Regions from separate parts of the Mus musculus genome. Here region 2 is linked to region 1. Evidence: chromatin contacts called from ENCODE Hi-C or POLR2A ChIA-PET data. All regions are on one chromosome and are shown on one strand. Each heading gives the region's core, a stretch centred on a gene start or an enhancer-like site at or near the end of the contact. The rest is flanking DNA. Distances are from core to core; before and after follow the strand shown.

Evidence for each region. A loop is a pair of places that touch in the nucleus more often than their neighbours do. ChIA-PET counts read pairs that join two places held with the same protein, here RNA polymerase II (POLR2A).
Region 2: a map of adrenal gland shows a loop between it and region 1 (2.3-fold over the local background). The contact joins two enhancer-like sites. A Hi-C loop is called at or near these places in 11 of 37 maps with a recorded cell type or tissue (CH12.LX, adrenal gland, gastrocnemius and 2 more). POLR2A ChIA-PET finds 5 or more read pairs at or near these places in 4 of 5 experiments (Patski and embryonic stem cell).

The regions. Positions count from the first base shown.
Region 1 is chr11:97,521,251-97,526,922 of GRCm38, forward strand. Srcin1 (SRC kinase signaling inhibitor 1) reads right to left here. Exons shown (of 20, transcript NM_018873.2): 13 at 5,532-5,662; 14 at 5,279-5,426; 15 at 4,758-5,004; 16 at 4,091-4,325; 17 at 2,207-2,361; 18 at 1,840-1,992. Among named protein-coding and RNA genes, the nearest start is that of 4933428G20Rik, 24 kb to the left of the region's middle. Within about 2 kb of position 2,486, at least 1 of the 3 ENCODE cell types and tissues checked has a DNase peak (open chromatin) inside an H3K27ac peak, as active enhancers do.
Region 2 is chr11:97,557,231-97,562,902 of GRCm38, forward strand. The region is part of intron 1 of Srcin1 (SRC kinase signaling inhibitor 1); the gene reads right to left. Among named protein-coding and RNA genes, the nearest start is that of Srcin1, 15 kb to the right of the region's middle. Within about 2 kb of position 2,552, at least 1 of the 3 ENCODE cell types and tissues checked has a DNase peak (open chromatin) inside an H3K27ac peak, as active enhancers do.

The DNA.
Region 1 (5,672 bases), core at 1,236-3,735:
TCCCCTCAAAACTGAGTCTCAGAACCAGAAAGGAGCAGAGCTGGGTGCTGAGGACAAAGCCAGTCAGGAAGTGTCCCTTTCACACCACCGCTCAGCCCCTGAAGACTCCCAGGGGCTGCACACAGCACTGTCCACCTTCTGATGCCTGTCTGCTCCCTTGCCAGGTAACCAAAGACCACCCGGCCTCAAGTCAGGCCACAATGCTGGTGGCCGCCATCACGGACCTCATTGTGGGTTGGGAAGAATCACACAAGGAAGGGAGGGCGTGTGTGCGCATGAGAAGTTGAGAACTGAGACCCTCTTACCCCAACCTGGCAGAGCAGAGGGAGAGATGTCCAGACCTTTCTCCACCCCCTCCCTCCTCAAGCACAGGCCCCTGGAGCGCAGACAGCAGGCCCACCCCCCACATTCCCACAAGGAAATAAGCGCAGCAGGACAGCAGCAAAGGCTGAAGTTAGAAGAACACCCCAATGCTGAAAGAGAAAACCAGCAGCCAGGGAAGGCCATGGCTTCTCTCATTCCAAGCTCCCTGACCGCAGCAGCGCGGCGGAGGCAAGAATGGCCACAGGGCAGGGAGAGGTTTAGGAAAGCCATCTCCCTGGTCTGTCCCTGACTCCCCAGTGGGAGAGGCCGAGCCCCGAGCCCCGTCCCTGGCGTGTGCAGCAGAGCAGGGTAGAGAAGGCAAGTATCAGGCAAGCTCTCGAGACAAGGTCAGGTTGAGCCGGACCCTACGGCGGTTCCTGAACAAGATCCAAATTCCCATCTTGGCCCCAAGACAACTCACAGGCTTTGGATCCAGCCTAAACCCAGGCTGTTAATGGGAGCAAAACACTCAAGAGCCAGACAGAAGCTGGCCTGTAAGAGAACTCCCAGGTCACACCAAATACCCAGGTTGCAGTTTCCAAGGAAGGACCCCCCACACCGGAAACCTCGAGGAGGGAACAGATTGTGCAGTTGTGGGCTGCCCTTGGCGTGTGCAGGAGGGTGAGAGTCCACGGGGCGTGAAGCTGGGGCTGTAGCGGAGGGGCTGGCGTGGGGTGGCGTGTTAGCGGGTTAGCGTGAGAGATGCGGAAAGGAGGCTGTGGAGGAACAGGCAGAGAGAGGTGCAGAGAGGCCCGTTACCTTCCGTGGGGAGCCCAGAGCTGAGCCCCCAGGGGACCCCATGTCCTGGGGGGACAGCAAGGTGGGGATCGGCTGGCGGCGGGGCGTGGGGGGAAGGGAAGATACTGAACTCCTTTCAAACACCTGGGGAGCAGAAGGCAGGGGCAGGTTTGGAGGACCCAGGTGCTAGCCGAGTGCCTAGGCAACAGTGATCCAGAATGGCCATGGGTTCCAGTCACACCTTGGCATCTCACCACGGTCACTGACCTGCTGCATCCTGAATCTCTCCTCCAAAGGACCCTGACGTGCAGGGACTTTGGCACAGGGTAAAGATCTATGGGAATCCTATAGGCTGTGGCTTGTACTAATGCAAGAGCCTGAGCCCTCTGGCATGAGTGTCTCCAGGATTCTAACCTCAGAGTACTGAGGCTTGAGGGGTTTGGAGCATGAGCTATGCTGAAGACTGCCTGGGTGGGTGGGTGGGGTCTCAGTAACATCGTGCAAGTCTGGGGCTTTCAGAGTATAGTGAGTCTTAGGGGGTCCCTGAGTCTTAGGGGGTCCCCGGGAGAATCTGAGACTATATAATGAAAATTCAAACCTACCAGGACGAGTTTTAGACTCGCTTCCCACTTCACAGTGGAGAAGAAATAGAAGCTAAGAAAAAGGGTCCTGGGCTAACAAAGGCTTGGCCGGGAACTTGGCCTGGCAGAGGTTGTGTTCAGTCACGCCGTGACCCACCTCCAGCTCAGCAATGATCCTCTCCTCGTCGTCCTCGTCCTTGATGGCAGAGGCCATAATGGGCGGCGTGGATGCGGGGCGGACCACCTCAGACACAGCACGGCGCAGCTTCACCTGGGGCTTCTGGACCTCTAGCTCCTCGGACTCAGCCTTCTGCAAAGCCAGGCGCCTATCAAGCCCAGGCCCCTCCCTCCTCCAGCAGTGCCACCCTGCCAGGGAGACCCACCCCTGACCCTGCCGGAGCCTGCTGTGGGGTCAGAACAACACACAAGCTGGAACTCAAGTTGGGTTGCCCTGGCTGACTCCCACCCTCTCAGAGGTCACCTCAAGCCCGTCCCCCCCAAACCCCGCCAATTGAAAGCTGTACCTTGATGAAGACTGAGTCTTTCTTACTGGTGACCACCACTTCTCCAGTGCGTGTTGTGGTCAGGCCATGGGAGGAAGGGAAGCTCCGGCGGGGAGGGGGTGGCGGGGGTGACTTGGAGGGCTTCTCTGTGCGGTATCGGGGCACTGTGAGCTCATCTGCAAACAGTGGGGATCCCCAGGAACCCATCACCACAGTGTCCACAAGTGCTCACTCCTCCAGAAATGACCAAGAGGACAGCTCAGGTCAGGGCGGGGAGGAAGGCAGAACCCATTCCTTTCCATTTCCCCATGCCTGCCAGCGGCACACCCAGCCCCTCTTCCTCCAATAGCCCTCAGCCGCTCAGTGCTGACTGTGAGCCTGGAACACAGAGGCACCTTGGGGACCCTTTACTTGGAGCTGCTGACCCAGCCTGGGCAGGGACTCTGTGCCATTCTCATGGGCACAGCTGCTCCTCAGCCCCACCAGACTCTGAGCTCCCTCCTTTCTCTGAGGAGCCTGTCCTGCTCTTGGCCCTGCCTTCCTCCAGCCTGGTTTCCATGGCAACCCATGGAAAGGTCACTCAAGCCATAACACCCTTGCCTTTGATTCTCTGTGGCTTTCCACCAACCCAAACAGTCCAAGTTCCTAGTCCAGCACCTTCCACAACCTCTCAACCTTGTTCTGTTTTAAGAGCCATCATGAACCCTGCTCAGCCAAAGCCATACCTCCCCTGTGCTCCCTGCCAGGCATGCTGCCGTGGGAAGGTGCAGCTCACTGGCTGGGAAGTGCCTGCTCATGTTTAATGCTCCAGTGGAAAAGCACTCTCCTCCTTTCTGAGAGTGTACAGTCCCAGCGTGGCACAGGAAGGAGATGCACTTAGCCCCTTTGTTCTAGGGACATATGAAATGTGGCCTGGGACAGATTCTATAACCATTTGAAGTCTGTCCTCTCTGTAAAGAGGAAATGATTGTGTCTGCCTTCTGCAACTGATGCAAAATCATTAGGAAAGACTGACACTCGACACTCGGTAGGCATCATGTAGTCAGCGCCTGTCTCACCGGCAAATTCACACGCCCAGTAGAAATGACTCAGAGGTTAAAGAGGCCGGCTGTGCAAACCTGATGACCTGAATTTGATCCCAGGATCCACAGTGGAAGGAGAAAAATTAATTTCCACAAGTTATCCCCTGTCACGTAGGCACTTCCATCCACACGCACACACGCACAAACAAATAAGATAATTACAAACATTTTAAATAAAAAGAAAATCCAGGGGCTGACGTGGTGGCGCCGGAAATGAGCACACTGGCTGTTCTCCCAGACCCAGGCTTGAGTCCCACCACCCACATGGCGGCTCACAGCTATCAGTAACTCCTCTTCTAGGGGATGTGACACTCTCAGGCCTGCTTAGGCACCAGGCACATACGTGGTGCACAGACATACACGTGGACACAACACACACACACACACACACACACACACACACACACGAAAATAAAAATTCTGAGCTCCCTGAAGCACTCTTCATGGTCAGGGCTGCTGGCAGCACTGATGTAGTACCTCTCTTTCAGATGTTGCCTCCCGCCACTGGCAGGCTTGGGAGGTCACAGCCCTGTCATGGTGGCCAGCAATATACTGCCCTCAGAGCATCCTTCCTCTCCCTCAGGCAGGTTGGGCTTGGATGCACTCTTGTCCCCTGCATGAGCCTCCCAGGAGCAGAGGGGAGAAAACTGGACGGACCCCAGCTTACCCTGTCATTCTGTGTCCTGTCCCTTCAATGACTACTAATGGCTAGCACCCCATTCTCTGGCAGTGTGGCTACCATGGCAATCGCTCTCCAGTGCTTCCCCCCTAAGCCAAGCTCTGAGGATGGGGCTCCTTCACCTCTAGGACTTTATCCCCATACCTGATCCTCTTCTCCCACTGGGCTCTGTCCGGGGAGCTGCCTTCTGACCATGGGGTGCCTTAGGGGGCTTGTGGTCTGGAGTGGGAGCAGGGCCTGGGTGGGTCTTGCTGGCACAGTCCAGGTCAGGGATAGCCTTGAGCAGCTCAGCCTGGGTCTCTTCCAGCAGCCGGTTGATGTCCTTGGCGCTGTACTGGGTCAGGGCTGCCCGCTTCTCTTCCCAGTCTCTCTCCGCAGCCTTGAGAAGGAAAGCAGAGCTGAGGTCAGGACTCTGGCTCAGGAACCCCTGAGCTCCTGGCATCAGCCCCTCCTCCAGCCACTAGTGCTAAGAACAAGAAGAGAACTTTACACGAGACTTGGCCCCTCCTAGGGTGCTACACACTTGTCCCTGTATCTTAGAGAGGCCACTCCCAATCAGATACAACATTATTGGGTTTATTTCTGGACATTCTATTGTTTCACTGACCACCCAGCTTATGTTTATGCAAGCACCATATTGCTTTAGTTAGTTTAGCTTTACAGTATACTTTCTATTGAGAAGGGTACATGTCACCAATATTTCTCAGATCCTCCTCCTAAGGAAAAGAGCCCACGTGCTCCTTCAGTACCTGACATTCCAAGTGACAGCAAGAACTGTGAGCCTAGCTCATGCCCCGCCCTGGCCCATCACCTCAACAGACACAGCTTTGTCCGTGTTTCTCTTGCTGGAAGCATCCAGGCCTTTGGTGGGGTTAGTGCTCTTTGGGGTGAGAGGGGTGCCTTCGGCAGGTCCACTCAGCTCGTGAAGATTCAGTGGAGGACTCGGGGGTGGTATTTCAAAATCCAAGCCTTTGCTGAAGTCGGTTTCAGCTGCCACCTTCTTGGGGGACTGGTTCAGGAGGTTGTTGGGGGGGGGCCACATACCCTCATCCACTTGCCTAGGGTTGGGAGAGTGAGGAGCAGCTAGTGAGCAGTGGTAGCCCCAGGAGGGGAACTGAACCTGCAGGCATCAGGGAGGCTCTGGGAACTTGCAGGAGAGATGGGGGAGCCCAAAGAGGTATGTGAGGGGAAGCCAAGGCATGCAGGGGTCACAGGTCCGAAGTGAAGGGCAGAGCTAGCTGGCACACAGTGATCTCTGCCGAGGAGTCAGGATAAGGGGTCTGGGCCCAGTGTGTAATCCCATGGGAAACTAAAGATCAAGTAGAGAGTGACCTTCGGATCTGGGCCAGCGTGTCAGTGACCCCCCGGCAGCGCTTGAGGAGCCCGTCAAGGCGTTGAGGTTCCTCCTTCAGGAACTTCACTGCCTCCACCTCCACGCGCAGCACCACCCGCATCTTACTCTGCAGGCCTGGGAAATGAGCTGAGAGGGGAGGGGGAGTAAGCTGGCTGGGTAGGCAGACTGAGGAACTGGGGCACAGCAGGGACACCCCCAACACTTAGGTCAGCCTCGCCAGGGCAGGCTCACCCTTGAGCTCCGTCAGCGTCTCCCCAAGCTGCTTCAGCACCAGCGCCTTCTCTTCCAACTCAGGACCCGGCACTAGCCGGTGGTTATGGGCCACGTCTCTCTGGATCTTCTCCACTGACTTCTCGAGGTCACTGCAGGCAC
Region 2 (5,672 bases), core at 1,302-3,801, 36 kb after region 1:
CTGTGACACATGAGCAGGTGCTTCATAGAAACATTGTTACTTATTCAGAGGCTCCCAAACCCCACCCCCCAGTTTATTTATGGGCCTGATTTATTTTTACACACCACTGAATTCTCTTACATGAAATAACTGTAGCTCATTAGAAGAATTAAGATCCCAGCATCTCAGTGACACCATCTTGGAAAGTCCTCACTCTCATCCCCACCCTGATGTCTCCATCTACTCTGTGTCCGTCCCTGTCATCGTCATCCCCGCACCTCCACCCCCCTGCCTGTTGCTGGGCAGCGCTGGAGCATGACATCATCTTCAGAAGAGAATGTGGGAGGGGGCAAAGGAGAGAAAAATGGAGAGGAGATCAGAGCTACAGTGACAGAAAGTGACAGAGAAGGACTCGGAGAACCTCTGAGATAGCCAGCTCCTTTTGCATGGACACCAAGGTCCCTGTCTCAGAAAAAGGGGCTGACACACGTGTTCTCAGTCCATGGTCTGACAGAAGCGGGGTCCTGAATGTAGCTAGAGCAAAAAAGGGAGGGCTGGACAGCAACTCTTGTCCCCACCAGTCAGGGCAAAGGGGGAGGGTGACAGATATTTCAAGAAAGGGAGAGGGCCTGCTTCAGACTCCACAGTACCCTCCTCATAAACACACACACACACACACACACACACACACACACACACACACACACACACGGGCAAGCAACAGAACTCTTGGTGTCCCCTCTATAGCCAGAGCAAGAGGTGCCCAAGTCACCCAGGAGCAGCCCTGAGGCGCTGCCACAGTCAATACTGCCTGACAACTTCATTTGGCTGGCTCCCACTTCAGTCTGAAAGCATGATGAGTTTGAAGCTAGAGGCCAGAGGACAAAGGTCAGAGGCCCAGATCTGCTTCTTAAATGCCAAGGTTCTGAGAGCCAGGCCCATCCTTGCTTGCCCAGGGAGGTCTGTGCTGTGGCCTACGGGCCCTCTGCCCCTCACCATGCTGTCTGTCTGTGGGTCCTGAGGCAGAAGCCCATCTGTATCTGTTTTCTAGAACCAGCTTTTCCGCCCCATACCACAGCCACCAAAGTCATTTTCCAGGCAATTGCCTTTCTGTAAACATTCCTGTGTAATATCCCCCTAAATTGCTAATGCCCAGCGCCCTGTTGAGTCTCCCTGTCACTCTAACAAGAGCCTCAGAGACGGGGTGGGGGGTGGGGGGGGAAGCAAGCTTGACAGAAGATTGAAACAAGAGTTCCCACCCATCTCTCAGGCAGGGACCTCCATACCTGCACCCCGAAACTCTCTATGCTTGGCCAACCCAGCCCTGCTCTGGAAGTCAGGCTGCCTTTACAGAACCTCATCTGGGTTAGAGGGAGGGCAAGGAGGAGGGAGAAGGGGATCCCACAAGAGAGAGATCTCGGAGGGAAAGGAGCTAAAAACACGGTAGAGGTGGTTAGACAATAACGCTGACTTCCAGAGGCAGTAAAGTGACAGCAAACTATCATTACTGGGTCCCCAGGGAAGTCCAGCTTTGATCCATGACAGACAGAGGAGGTCACACAGAGTCTAGCTTCGCCATGGTGGACTCAGCTTCCTGGGCTCTACAGACACAGAAACCAAGGTGGGCAAAACAAGAGTCTGTCAGATGCTGACGGAGCCGGCAGCCTTCCCTTATCCATTCAATTGTCTACAGGGTCACATCGGGAGAGCTTCAGGCCAGACTGTCCTCCTGGGACAGCCCGGGAATAGGAGGGCCAACTAAGGAAGGCTGAACGGTGGGCGTGTTCCCTTCTGGGGATAGGGACAGGGAGGAGACTGTTCCCTGTGTCCCTGTGCTCTTGTTCTTTGCTAGGAAGCTGGGCACTCAGACTTGGATGGACCAAGAGGTGGAAGACACCAGAAGAAGCCAAGGGGAGGAGAGGACGGCACTGGGCCCTGCCATTCACATCCCTGCACAGGCAGAAAAACACAAACCAATTTGCGAAGATTTAAAACCCACCAAAGGCCACTTAGTTGGTTAAACGAGTTGAATCCAATTAAAGGACCTCCTCAGGGTGGGGAGGGAGAGTTCACCTGCCGACAAGGAGCAGTGGGGTGGGGCCTAGGCCTCCCCAGCTCCCTGCGGGAGTTTCTGTTTGCCATTCGGTGTATGCTTCCTGGGTAGGAGACACTAAAAAGGATGGTTCGGCCACCTCAGCTAGTGCTCTGGGTCCTCCATCATGAGCCCAGAGTGGGAGCAGTCTGAGTACAGCATGATGCTTGCCCACCTCAATTCCAAACAGCCTCCAGCTGGGCATTCCCCAGGGGGCAGGCAGGGCACAGTCTTCCTCTGCATTTAGGCCTTATCTACCCCCAAGTGATAGGAGTCTCCCCGGGGCTGTAAGGGTCTCTTCAGGGTGGGCCCTTTGTCTCCACTCTTAACTAAGAAGCCTTTTATTCCATGAGGTGCCAGCTACCCACACTGGGTGGTCCTGAGGAACAGGCCTAGAAGCTGAGGGGACTGATGGCCACCAGAGGGGACTGAGGATCTGGGAAGAGTCAGCCACACTGAGCCTGACAGGGGGCGCTACATCCATCCTGTACTCCTGGCTCACAGGCAAGCCTACTGGTTCACCTAGCCCAACACACGGGGCTCAATAATCCTGGTATGTGTGACCCTACTCAGCTCCTACCTCCTAGACAGGGAGGGATAAAGCCCCCGTAAGGATGCTTTTCTGCAGATCCTATCAGTGTCCAAAAAAAAACAAAAAGAAAAATTGCCAAGGCGCTGTTATTTTCCAAATGTCTTTCACTGAAGGGAAACTGAGGCAGAGGTCAGGAGCCAAGGCAGAAGAGGCAGAGCCCAAGTGTGCTGGGCCTTTGGGGATAAGGACATCTTCATCCTACCTCCACACTTCCAAGACAGCAACCCCCAGGAGAGCCCCTCCCAGGCTTGGGCCCCAGGGCATGAGAGCTAACAAATTCACTCAAATCACACCACACAGCAGCACCCAGGTCCAAAGACACAAGCTAGGGGGTCACAGCGTAGCCTGACCCCAGCTCCCCAGCCTAGCCCGGGAGGGGTTCACATATGGAATTCAAGATTACCTCACCACAACCCTAGCGCACACTCAGCCATGATTCCCATTTCCAAATGAGCCACAAATCAAAATCTCAAACACGCAGCCCTCCCTCTAGTCCATGTTCCTCCCTCCCACACACAGCAGGCAAAGCTGTGGCATTACCAAAAATCACTGAATCTGCAGCTAAGAAAGCTCTGCTCAAACCCAGCTCTGCCAATGCCTGGCATATGACCTTGTGGAGGTCAGGCATCTCGGCAGATCTCAGTCCTCTGTTCAAAAAACCAGAAAGAAAAGCTTCCCCCAGACAGGCGCTCAAGCTGTGCCCTGCACACGGACTTGGGGCCACGGTGTGGCATGAGTGGAGGCTGTGCGCTCGCTCCATCTACGCCTGGCCTCACTGCCGCTTGCTAGCTGTCAGATTGGGGCTGTAGGCTTTTCTCTGCATTTTCACTTCTAATGAAGACTTGACTAATTGGCTTCCCTGGAAAGGGGGAGGTGGACATGAGGGGAAGGAGCAGTCACCCTCCGTCTGAAGTGGGGACTGGAAAGGCTGGAACCGCCCTGGCGTGGGCCCACACGGAACAGTGTTAACAAGCTAACAAGCAAGCTCCTGCTTGCATGGCACCGACATAGCTCATGAGCCCAGGGAAGGTGTCCTGTCAGCTCCTCATCTCCTTGGAGAGGCAGCCAGAGAGGAAAGCATCACCCCAGGGAGAGGGAGAGAGAAGAGGGGGGAAGGGAAGAGAGGGAAGGAGGGAGGGAAGGAGGGGTGGGGGACGGAGGAAGGAAGGGAGGGAGGGAGTAACCAAGCCTCCAACTTAGAGACTGCCAGAGTCCCCTCTCCTCAGGCATGTGTACCTAGGGGCGCTGCACCTGAGCAGCAGATGTGGAAAGAGGCAGAATCTGCAAGACAGAGACCCCACTAGGCCGTCAACCAGGAGCACACGCACCTGTCACCACACCTGTGTGACCCGGTGGTACTACCCCACCCCACCCTAGCTTCAGCCCAGCCCCAACAGCTCTGCTGCACTGCACACTCCACAGCCACTGCCAATGCAAAGGGACACACATGCCCTAACCAGGCTGCGGCCACCCATGGCACTGGTGCCTGAGTCCCCAGAGAGACTGTCCTACCTCTGGGTCAGAGCCGTGCAGCTCTAGCTTGGTGGGAAAGGCAATGGGATGCCAGCTTGGTGGCTGGTGGCAGGTGTTTGTGATCACAGTGCTCAGGAGAGGTAGAGGCAGGAAGATCTGGATCCCTGGCTACCCAGAGCTGCAGGCCAGCGTGGAGTACATGAGACCCTGCCTCAAAGACCAAACCAAACCAGGTCTGGAGAGGTGGCTCAGCGGTTAAGAGCACTGACTGCTCTTCCAGAGGACCCAGGTTCAATTCCCAGTAAAATAGCAGCTCCTAACTCTCACAGACGTGTAGGCAGAACCGCCATGATTCGGCACCTCTCACTTCTCCAAGTGCCTGGTCTGTTTGGACCTAGGCCCCTCCAAATCCCTGACTCACTGACTGATGGCCGCTGAGGTACTTTGCTGGGGTTCCTACTTCTGTTGCTACAGAGACTCATGGTCACCCAGCTTATCAGCAGCTGAACAGCTGACTACTCTCCAGGCTAGATCACTCTAGCCCCCCTGCACTCTGTGCCCCCCATTCCCCATGGCCCCTTGTCCCCCATGGCTAGAGTCCTGAGAGGTCTGGAGAATGGGGCCACAGCACAGCAGCCAGGGTTACAAAAGGCTCAGGAAAGATCAGGCGAGTGAGTCTGACCACATGCTCCCAGGGGAAGTTCTCCCTGTCATCCAGCCTGAATCCTCCTACCAGGGCAAAACTTGGGAGAAGCCAGTGCAGGCTGGAAGGAAGAAGCAAGCCCCATCTGCTAAAACCTGCAGGCCCCTCTCTGCTCGTGTCTGCTCAGTCCCCTTGAGTAAAGAGGGTGAAGCTGGGCTGACGAGATGGCTCAGCAGGTAAGAGCACTAACTACTCTACCACAGGTCCTGAGTTCAAATCCCAGCAACCACATACATGGTGGTTCACAATCAGCTACAGTGTACTTATGTATAATAATATACATGCATGATGCATGCTAGCACGCTGGGTTCCACACCCATCACTACCAAAGGAAAAACAAGCTGAACCTAATGGGAAGGCCCGTCATTCAAGCTACTCAGGAGGATGACCACAAGTCAAGGGCTGCCTGGGCTGCAGAGAGAGTTCAAGGCCAGCCCGAGTAACTTTAAATGCTGTCTCCAACAACAAAGCAGGGAAGAAGGCTGTGGTAGCATCTGCCTGGTGTGTGCAAAGCCCTGGGCTTCATCCTTGGTATAAGAGAGGGAGGGGAGAAAAGAGAGAAGTTGAAACCAGCCAGTGAGCTGCCTGGAAAGCAGAGATACCTGCCATCATGGGCCATGGCCTGTCCCTGTGTAGCCTCAGGCATGACACTTCAAAGGCCATTTGCAGCTATGACTCACTTAGCCCTCACAGCGGCCCTGAGAGGCTGCCGTCTGCATTGTACAGGTCAGGAAACTGAAGCCCAGAAAGGATGACTTTGCCCAAGGAGGGCATGGATGCATAAAGACACCCAATCTCAGAAACGAGATTCTCACTCTCCTTTCCCAGGACCC